Linked DNA regions of Homo sapiens: all the other regions are linked to region 2. A link is a contact called in ENCODE Hi-C or POLR2A ChIA-PET data. All regions are on one chromosome and are shown on one strand. Each heading gives the region's core, a stretch centred on a gene start or an enhancer-like site at or near the end of the contact. The rest is flanking DNA. Distances are from core to core; before and after follow the strand shown.

Region 1 (2,700 bases), core at 53-2,552, 290 kb before region 2:
AGGGTCCTGAATTCTGATCTTAGATACCAGGTTTGGCCTTCAAGTTCTGGAATCTATGTTCCAGAATTCGGCTTCCCAAGACCCACAGCCCAGAATCCAGGCTCCAGAATTCAGGCTCCCCGAGATCCAGGCTTCAGAATCCGAGCTCCCTCAGACCCAAGCTCCGAATCCGGGCTCCCTGAGATCCAGGTTCCGGAATCCGGGCTCCTGGAGATCCAGGCTCCGGAATCCGAGCTCCCTCAGATCCAGGTTCCGGAATCCGGGCTCCCCGAGATCCAGGCTCCGGAATCCGAGCTCCCTCAGAACCAGGCTCTGGAATCCGGGCTCCTCCAGATCCAGGTTCCGGAATCCGGGCTCCAGGCTCGCATTCCGGGCTGGGAGCCAGCCACAGCCGTTAGGCTGAGATTTTTAAAATCTGGCGCCAAAATCCACTCCCCGGGTGGGAGTGGCGGTGCCGGGTGGAGGTCAGTGGAATGGACGGGTCGGGACTGGGGCCCTCACGGGCTGCATAGTCCCAGGGTCCGGGATTTCTCTCCCGCGGCCCCGTACCCTCTCCCCAAAAGCAGACAGCAGTTGGTCACTAACTTTCTTTTCTTTTCTTTTCTTTTTTTTTTTTTCAGACGAAGGTTCGCTTTTGTAGCCCGGGCTGGAGTGCAATGGCGCGATCTTGGCTCACTGCAACCTCCGCCTCCTGGGTTCAAGCGATTCTCCTGCCTCAGCCTTCCGAGTAGCTGGGGTCACAGGCGCCTGCCACCACGCCCGGCTAATTTTTTTTTTTTTTTTTTTAAGTGGAGACGGGGTTTCGCCATGGTGGTCATTCTGGTCTCGCACTCCTGACCTCAGGTGATCCGCCCGCCTCGGACTCCCAAAGTTGGGATTACAGGCGTGAGCCACCGCGCCCAGCCAATTGGTCACTAATTTCTAGCTCCCGGGGGAAAGAGGGTCCCGCGTTCGAATCCCGCCTCCGCTACGCCCCTGGTGCGGATTCCCCGACCGGTCCCTAACCTTCCTGTGCCTCAGTTTTCCATAATGGAAATGGGCCCGGAGCCCCCTGGCGCGTGTGGTGCCTTGGGAGGCCCCTCGGAATGGACGGGGCAGCTTTGCGGGATGCCCCAGACCTCGGGCTCTGGGCGCAGCTGCCAGCAGCAGCCTGGGCGTGGGTGCCCCCGGGGGGACCACGGTCTCAGCTGTCACCGCCCCTCCCGTTCGGCGCCAAAATTTGAAAATTGCCCAGCGCCTCCCAAACTGCGCGCTGGGAGGGGGAAAGCCCCGGGCCCCACCCACGGGAAGCGCGGGGCTTTCTGGGACTTGGAGTCCAGTCCCTGGGGGTCCCGCGGGGATGGCTCTGGGCACCCGAAGCCCCTCCCCAGCGCCGAGACAGGAGGGCTGGGGTAGATTCGAGACCCCGGTTTGCAGAGCGCAAGACTGAGGCCCAGGGCCGCGCAGTCAGGCAGGAAACGGCGCTCCTGGCGGATGGAACAGCACGGGCAAAGGCTGGGTATGGGGGTATGTGGGGATGGAAGTGCCCAGAGGGGCAGCGCGATGGGGTTGGGGGCGGGACCCCGCAGGGCCTCCAGTAAGGGGCTAGTTGGGGGATCTGGTCAGCCAGTGGCCAAGGCCGGTGGTCAGTGAGAAGTTGATGCGGAGCGGGGGGGCGGTTTCAGATCAGTCTGAGGGTGGAGAATAGGAAAAGTGACCCGGCCGGGCGTGGTGGCTCATACCAGTAATCCCAGCACTTTGGGAGGCCGAGGCTGGCAGATCACCTGAGATCAGGAGTTCGAGACCAGCCTGGTCCAACATGGTGAAACCCCGTCTCTACTAAAAACACAAAAATTAGCCGGGCGTTGTGGCACATGCCTGTAGTCCCAGCTACTCAGGAGGCTCAGGCAGGAGAATCACAAGAACCCAGGAGGCGGAGGTTGCAGAGAGCTGAGATCGTGCACTTCAGCCTGGGCTACAGAGCAAGACTCTGTCTCAAAAAAAAAAAAAAGTGACCCCATTTCCCACCCAAACCTCAATCATCCTTCTCCCCTCTGGCCCCGCCTCCTGTAGTATTATTTATTTCCCATTGTGCTTTACCATCTGTCTTTATATTTTATATTCCTCCCTTTATGAGGAAGGAAAACAGTATCAGTCCTCTAAATACGCAGTCACTGCTTAGCTCCCTCTTGCCTGGCTGGTTTATTTGTTGTTTGTTTTGAGAAAGAGTCTTGCAGCTGGGCACGGTGTCTCACGCCTGTAATCCCAGCACTTTGCAGGGCCGAGGTGGGCGGATCATTTGAGGTCAGGAGTTCAAGACCAGCCTGGCCAACATGGTGAAACCCCGTCTCTAGCAAAAATTAGCTGGGCCGTAGTGGCGCACGCCTGTAATCCCAGCTACTCGGGAGGCTGAGGCAGGAGAATCACTTGACCCTGGGAGGTGGAGGTTGTAGTAAGCCGAGATCAAGCCACTGCACTGCAATCTGGGTGACAGGGTGAGACCCTGTCCCCCCTGCCAAAAAAAAAAAAAAAGAGAGAGAGAGTCTTGCGCTGTCATCCAGGCTGGAGTGAAATGGTGCAATCATAGCTCACTGCAGCCTCCACCTCCTGGGCTTAAGCCATCTCCTTGACTCGGCCTCCCAAGTAGCTGGGGATACAGATGCACGCCACCACGACCAACTAATTAAAAAAATTTTTTTGTAGGGGCCGGGTGCAGTGGCT
Region 2 (2,776 bases), core at 44-2,543:
AAAATATTGCCAGGCGCAGTGGCTCACGCCTGTAATCCCAGCACTTTGGGAGGCAGGGCAGGCAGACCACGAGGTCAGGAGTTTGAGACCAGCCTGATTAACATGGTGAAACCCCGTCTCCACTAAAAATACAAAAACTAGCTGGGCCTGGTGGCACACATCTGTAATCCCAGCTACTCGGGAGGCTGAGGCAGGAGAATGGCTTGAACCCAGGAGGCGGAGGTTTCAGTAAGCCGAGATGGCGCCACTGCACTCCAGCCTGAGTAAAAAGAGTGAGACTCTGTCTTCAAAAAAAAAAAAAGAAAGAAAGAAAAGTGGCTGGCCGGGCACGGTGGCTCACACCTGTGATCCCAGCACTTTGGGAGCCCAAGGCGGGTGGATCATGAGGTCAGGAGATCGAGACCATCCTGGCTAACATGGTGAAACCCCATCTCTGCTAAAAATACAAAAAATTAGCTGGGCGTGGCGGCGGGCGCCTGTAGTCCCAGCTACTCGGGAGGCTGAGGCAGGGGAATCACTTGAACCCTGAAGGCGGAGCTTGCAGTGAGCAGAGATCGCGCCACTGCACTCCAGCCTGGGCCACAGAGCGAGACTCCGTCTCAAAAAAAAAAAAAAGGAAAGAAAAGAAAACAAAAAAGAAAAGTGCGTCCGAGGAGTGGGAGCTGCATGCTGTGCAGAACTCCACAGGCCCAGAGAGCCTCCAAGTGAGTTTCAGTCACTCCCTCCCAGGGCCTTCTTTCCTCCCCTGGGGTTTCCACACTAGCTGATGAATTACCTACAAGGTTATCACTATTTGCACAATGTGACCATCTGTTATCTTCACGTCCCTGGAGTCTGAGATACCAGGAAGGACGTGGAGCCGGGCAATCACTTCTGTGATTCCAATGCAAAAGCCGCCCCTTCTTTTCTCCAGGAAGCCCCACTTGTAACTGCCGCGCATACATTCTGGGCACTTGAATCTGTGTCTCCAGAGCTGCAGCCCGCAAACGAGGCCCAAATACACTCCCATTACGCTAACTTCACCTCAGGTCCTTCCCTCAGGGGGACACAGTGGGCGGGGACTGCACGCAGCAAGCCTGGATCTTGGCCAGGGCCTGCCGGACATGCATGGTCCCAGGAAGCACTCAGGAAATAAAAGCAGGGCTACCCCCAGGAGAAGGCATGTACACGAACACGGAGCGACACCCGGCGGCGGTCGGTGCCCGGGACCCCAGGCGATGAAAGGCACAGCTCTTGGCGTCTCCTGGCCCGCCCTCGGTGGTGGGGCTGCCCCAAGCTCTGTGAGTGATGAGCAGCATCCTTGGGCTTCCCCCACCCCGGTGGTGACAACCGCAAAGGTCTCTAGACGCCACCAGGTGTCCCCTGGGGGCAGAGCCACCTCCACCCCTGAGAACTGCTGTTTGAACCTTCCAGGGCCAGGAATTCATTCTTTCAGCCTACAGGCAGGAAGAAGAGGGCTCAGTACAATTCGGGACCAGAAGGGCTCAATGCAGGGATCCTCCAGGTAAAAGGCTCTGCCAGTGCCACAGCATTCTCGCAGTCCTTCCCCTGGAGGACTCCTCTGGGGCCCCTGCTGTACCTTAGACCCCACCACACAGCCTGAGGCTGAGGCCCAAAGCTTATCAAAGTTACCACTAGCCTGGGGCAACACAGCAAGGCCCCACCAAAAAATACAAAATTTAGCCAGGCGTGGTGGCTCATGCCTGTAATCCCAGCTACTCAGGAGGCTGAAGGAAGAGAATCCTTTCAGCCTGGGAGGCGGAGAATGCAGTCAGCAGATATCGAGCCACTGCACTCCAGCCTGGGTGACAAAGCAAGACCCTATCCCAAAAATAATGAGAGAAACAACACTCTAAAGGACAGGTTCTGGGAGACTCTTGGAGGGGGACAGGTTCCAGGAGACTCCTGGAGGGGGACAGGTCCCGGGAGACACACGTTCCGGGAGACTCCTGGAGGGAGTGGGCCCTTCCCCCATGCCTTGCCCTGAGGATCCATTTCTCAGTATTCATGGGCATCCCACAGATCGTCCTTTATCATTAACCAAAGGACCTAAGTGTTTCTCGGGAGTTCTGTGAGCCACTGAGGCAATGTAATCAAGCCGAGGTAAGGGTGACGGGAACCTGGATTTACAGCCGACCGGTCACTCAGAAGCACAGGTCACAACGTGAGGCCTCTAACTGGCATGGAAAGTGGGGGAGTCTTGGGGACTGAGCCCTTACCCCGTGGGATCTGAGCCTGTGTCGAGGTAGACATGCTGGAAGTGAGTTGAATCGGGGCTGCCCAGTAGGAAACACAGAACTGATGAATCCCCGGGTACCCGTATCTGGTTCCGCAACTCCTCTGTGTTGACTGCGGAGAGCACAGGAGGAACCGTGTTGGGTCCTTCCTACACCTCACACTGCTGGAAGATAAAAACAGCTCCAAGCAGTCCGTGCCCAGTGAGGCATGCAAAATGCATCAGGTCCAGAGAGACAAGAGCAAGGATTTCAGTCACGCCTCCCAACCACACCAGGGGCAAGCGTGGAAAGGCATCTATCTGTTCCTGCATCCTGGTCTCGGACACTATCTTCCTGTTCCTGGAATCTGTAACACCAAGAGTGATTTGCAGCCATCAATGGCCAATATTACTTGAACAAAAATTCTTTTTTCCTTTATCTAATTTTGTCTGTTTGTTTGAGACAGAGTCTCACTCTGTCGACCAGTCTGGAGTGTAATGGCATGATCTCAGCTCACTGCAGCCTCCCCCTCTCGGGTTCAAGCAATTCTCCGGATTATA
Region 3 (2,986 bases), core at 350-2,849, 390 kb before region 2:
GGCAGGAGAATCACTTGAACCCGGGAGTCAGAGGTTGCAGTGAGCCAAGATCGTGCCACTGCACTCCAGCCTGGGCGACAGAAATGAAACCTATCTCAAAACAAAAACAAAAAAAAGTGTGACCTCAATAATGCTTGGGAGTGGTTCTCTTAGGATCCTGAGTAGAATGTGGGGACATTTCTGGTAGTCACGACTACGGGGTGCTCCCAGCATGGAGTGGGTGGAGGCCAGGGACGCTGCTCAGCAGCCTACAGTGCCGAGGACGGCCCCACCCCAGAGAATGATCCAGGCCCAATGTCCAGAGTACAGAACGGGAGAGACCTGTGTTCATTATTTGAAAAATACTGGGCCGGACGCAGTGGCTCACACCTGTAATCCCAGCACTTTGGGAGGCTGAGGCAGGTGGATCGCGAGGTCAGGAGATCGAGACCATCCTGGCTAACACGGTGAAACCCCGTCTTTACTAAAAGTACAAAAAAAAAATTAGCTGGGCGTGGTGGTGGGCGCCTGTAGTCCCAGCTACTTGGGAGGCTGAGGCAGGAGAATGGCGTGAACCCGGGAGGAGGAGCTTGCAGTGAGCCGAGATCACGCCACTGCACTCCAGCCTGGGCGACAGAGCGAGACTCTGTCTCAAAAAACAAAAAAAAAGAAAAAGAAAAAGATTGAATCTGTCCCTTGCTCACACTGGACACCAGAATAAACTCCCGATGGGGCCGATGGTGTAAACCAGAGGGACTGCAGCTCCTGGGACTCACATCCTCTCTCCCTCCCCACTCAGAGTGTGGATTTCAATGTGTGCAGCCTTCTGGGAACTCAGCAGGGCAGAGGATTATGGACGCAGAGTCTCTTGGGGGTCTGTGGAATCCCCTAAGATTCCAGTGTACGCTGGGAGCGATCCTGTCCCCCCTGACCAGGGTACACTCAGTAAATGTCTGGGGGCACCTGCTGCTGGCATGGAGTGTGTGGAGGTCAGGGACACTGCTCAGCACCCTGCAGTGCCCAGGATGGCCCCACCCCAGAGAAGGATCTGGCCCCAGTGTCCACAGTGCCCGGGGGGAAAAACCCTGTTGTAGGTATTGAAAGTGAGTGTAGCTTTCAGCTGAACAGAAATCATGAGTATTAATCATTTAAAAGAAAAGGAAAAGGAGCGGGGCGCGGTGGCTCACGCCTGTAATCCCGGCACTTTGGGAGGCTGAGGCAGGAGAATCACTTGAACCTGGGAGGCGGAGGTTGCAGTGAGCCGAGATCGCGCCACTGCACTCCAGCCTGGGCGACAGAGCCAGACTCTGTCTCAAAAAAAAAAAGAAAGAAAAAGAAAGAAAAGAAAAAGGAACCCGCTGTAGATGTGTGTTCCTGGGGCTGAGCAGGTGGGGACCCCGGCAGCTCCGGGGCTGCGGTGACTCACGGCTCTGGCTCTGTGTGAACCTGCAGATCCCAAGGGTGTTACTGCAAACCCCTGAGTGGGTGGAGGGCGTGAATGCCTGCCCCGGACCCTGGTTTCTTTCTGAGAAGCAGAACGCAGAGAGACTTCTCAGAGAAATGTCGGAGGAAGGGGATTACCCGCTGGTCTCCCAGAAGAGCCTGCGAAGCTCAGAAACAGGGTTTCCTGTTTCTCGGGTCGCCCCGGGGCAGCTGCCTCTGCTGGGCACTTTGCTCTCAGGTGCTTTTCAGAGTGCAAAGAAGAGAAAGAAGCCAGTGTCATTTCTTTTTTTTTAGACAGAGTTTTGCTCTTGTCACCCAGGCTGGAGTGCAATGGTGCAATCTCGGCTCACTGCAACCTCTGCCTCCCAGGTTCAAGCGATTCTCCTGCCTCAGCCTCCCGAGTAGCTGGGATCACAGGCGCCTGCCGCTATGCCCAGCTAATTTTTTTTTTTTTTTTTAGTAGAGACGGAGTTTCACCATGTTGGGCAGACTGGTCTTGAACTCCTACTTCAGGTGATCCACCCGCCTCGGCCTCCCAAAGTGCTGGGATTACAGGAATGAGCCACTGCGCCCGGCCAACCAGTGTCATTTCTATCTTTCTGAGAGAGGCTCTTGTGGGGATTGTGTGTCCAAGAGTGCTAAGAGCTGGGAGGGTCAAAGACCCAGGCCAGGGTGCAGAGAGGAAGGGACAAGGGGAGGACAGGGCCCCTCCTGGGCACAGAAGGGCAGTGGTGCTGACACCAAAACTGTGACAGGACCTAACCAGGGTCTCCCCAGGGCACCGTGGATATTGGGGCCTGGGTCATTCTCTGGGGTTGGGCCAACCTGGGCACTGCAGGGTGCTGAACAGCGTCCCTGGCCTCCACCCACTCCATTCCAGGAGCACCCCCAGTCGTGACAGCCACAGATGTCCCCAGACATGGCCCAGCATCCCCTGGGAGCAGAATCATCCTGGTTGAGCCCCCCTGGGTTATGGGATTCCACGGACCCCCAAGAGACTCTGCGTCCCATGATCCTCTGCCCTGCTGAGGTCCCAGGAGGCTGCACACATTGCAATCCACACCTTGAATGGGGGAGGGAGAGAGGAGGTGAGTCCCAGGAGCTGGGATCCCTCTGGTTTACACACCGTCTGCCCCATCGGGAGCTTATTCTGATGCCTACTGTGAGCAGAAATTGCATTCAACTGTTTTCCCAAATAATTTTTTTTTTTTTTTTTTTGAAACAGTCTCCTTCTGTCGCCCAGGCTGGAGTGCAATGGTACGATCTCGGCTCACTGCAACATCCGCCTCCCAGGTTCAGGCAGTTCTCCTGCCTCAGCCTCCTGAGTACCTGGGATTACAGGCACCCACCACCACGCCTGGCTAATTTTTGTATTTTTAGTAGAGACGGGGTCTACCCATGTTGGTCAGGCTGGTCTCGAACTCCTGACATCAAGTGATCCACCCACCTCGGCCTCCCAAAGTGCTGGGATGACAGGCGTGAGCCACCGCGCCCAGCTTTTTTCCAAATAATGAATTCAGGGTCCCCCCAGGCCCTGTGGACATCGGGGCTGGATCCTTCTCTG

Evidence for each region. Hi-C counts contacts between places; a loop is a spot of excess contacts on that map. ChIA-PET counts read pairs that join two places held with the same protein, here RNA polymerase II (POLR2A). Pooled maps may share reads with other maps.
Region 1: a map of HCT116 shows a loop between it and region 2 (4-fold over the local background). The contact joins the promoter of LINC01775 here to the enhancer-like site in region 2. A Hi-C loop is called at or near these places in 2 of 168 maps with a recorded cell type or tissue (HCT116 and naive thymus-derived CD4-positive, alpha-beta T cell), 17 of 37 single-sample maps with no recorded cell type and 13 of 50 pooled maps. POLR2A ChIA-PET finds 5 or more read pairs at or near these places in 12 of 52 experiments (A549, AG04449, AG04450 and 9 more).
Region 3: a loop to region 2 is called in a pooled map, with 9 times the contacts of the local background. The contact joins two enhancer-like sites. A Hi-C loop is called at or near these places in 3 of 37 single-sample maps with no recorded cell type and 4 of 50 pooled maps. POLR2A ChIA-PET finds 5 or more read pairs at or near these places in 1 of 52 experiments (activated T-cell).

The regions. Positions count from the first base shown.
Region 1 is chr19:2,460,787-2,463,486 of GRCh38, reverse strand. It overlaps LINC01775 (long intergenic non-protein coding RNA 1775), which reads left to right and starts at 1,302. Exons shown (of 2, transcript NR_134931.1): 1 at 1,302-1,506. RefSeq lists a silencer at 1,046-1,115.
Region 2 is chr19:2,170,033-2,172,808 of GRCh38, reverse strand. The region is part of intron 1 of DOT1L (DOT1 like histone lysine methyltransferase); the gene reads right to left. Among named protein-coding and RNA genes, the nearest start is that of DOT1L, 7.5 kb to the right of the region's middle. RefSeq lists enhancers at 574-1,168, 1,254-1,623, 1,169-1,763. Within about 2 kb of position 1,293, at least 15 of the 41 ENCODE cell types and tissues checked have a DNase peak (open chromatin) inside an H3K27ac peak, as active enhancers do; they include GM12878, where a contact is called at or near this core.
Region 3 is chr19:2,560,609-2,563,594 of GRCh38, reverse strand. The region is part of intron 2 of GNG7 (G protein subunit gamma 7); the gene reads left to right. Among named protein-coding and RNA genes, the nearest start is that of MIR7850, 69 kb to the left of the region's middle. RefSeq lists an enhancer at 871-960. Within about 2 kb of position 1,599, at least 7 of the 41 ENCODE cell types and tissues checked have a DNase peak (open chromatin) inside an H3K27ac peak, as active enhancers do.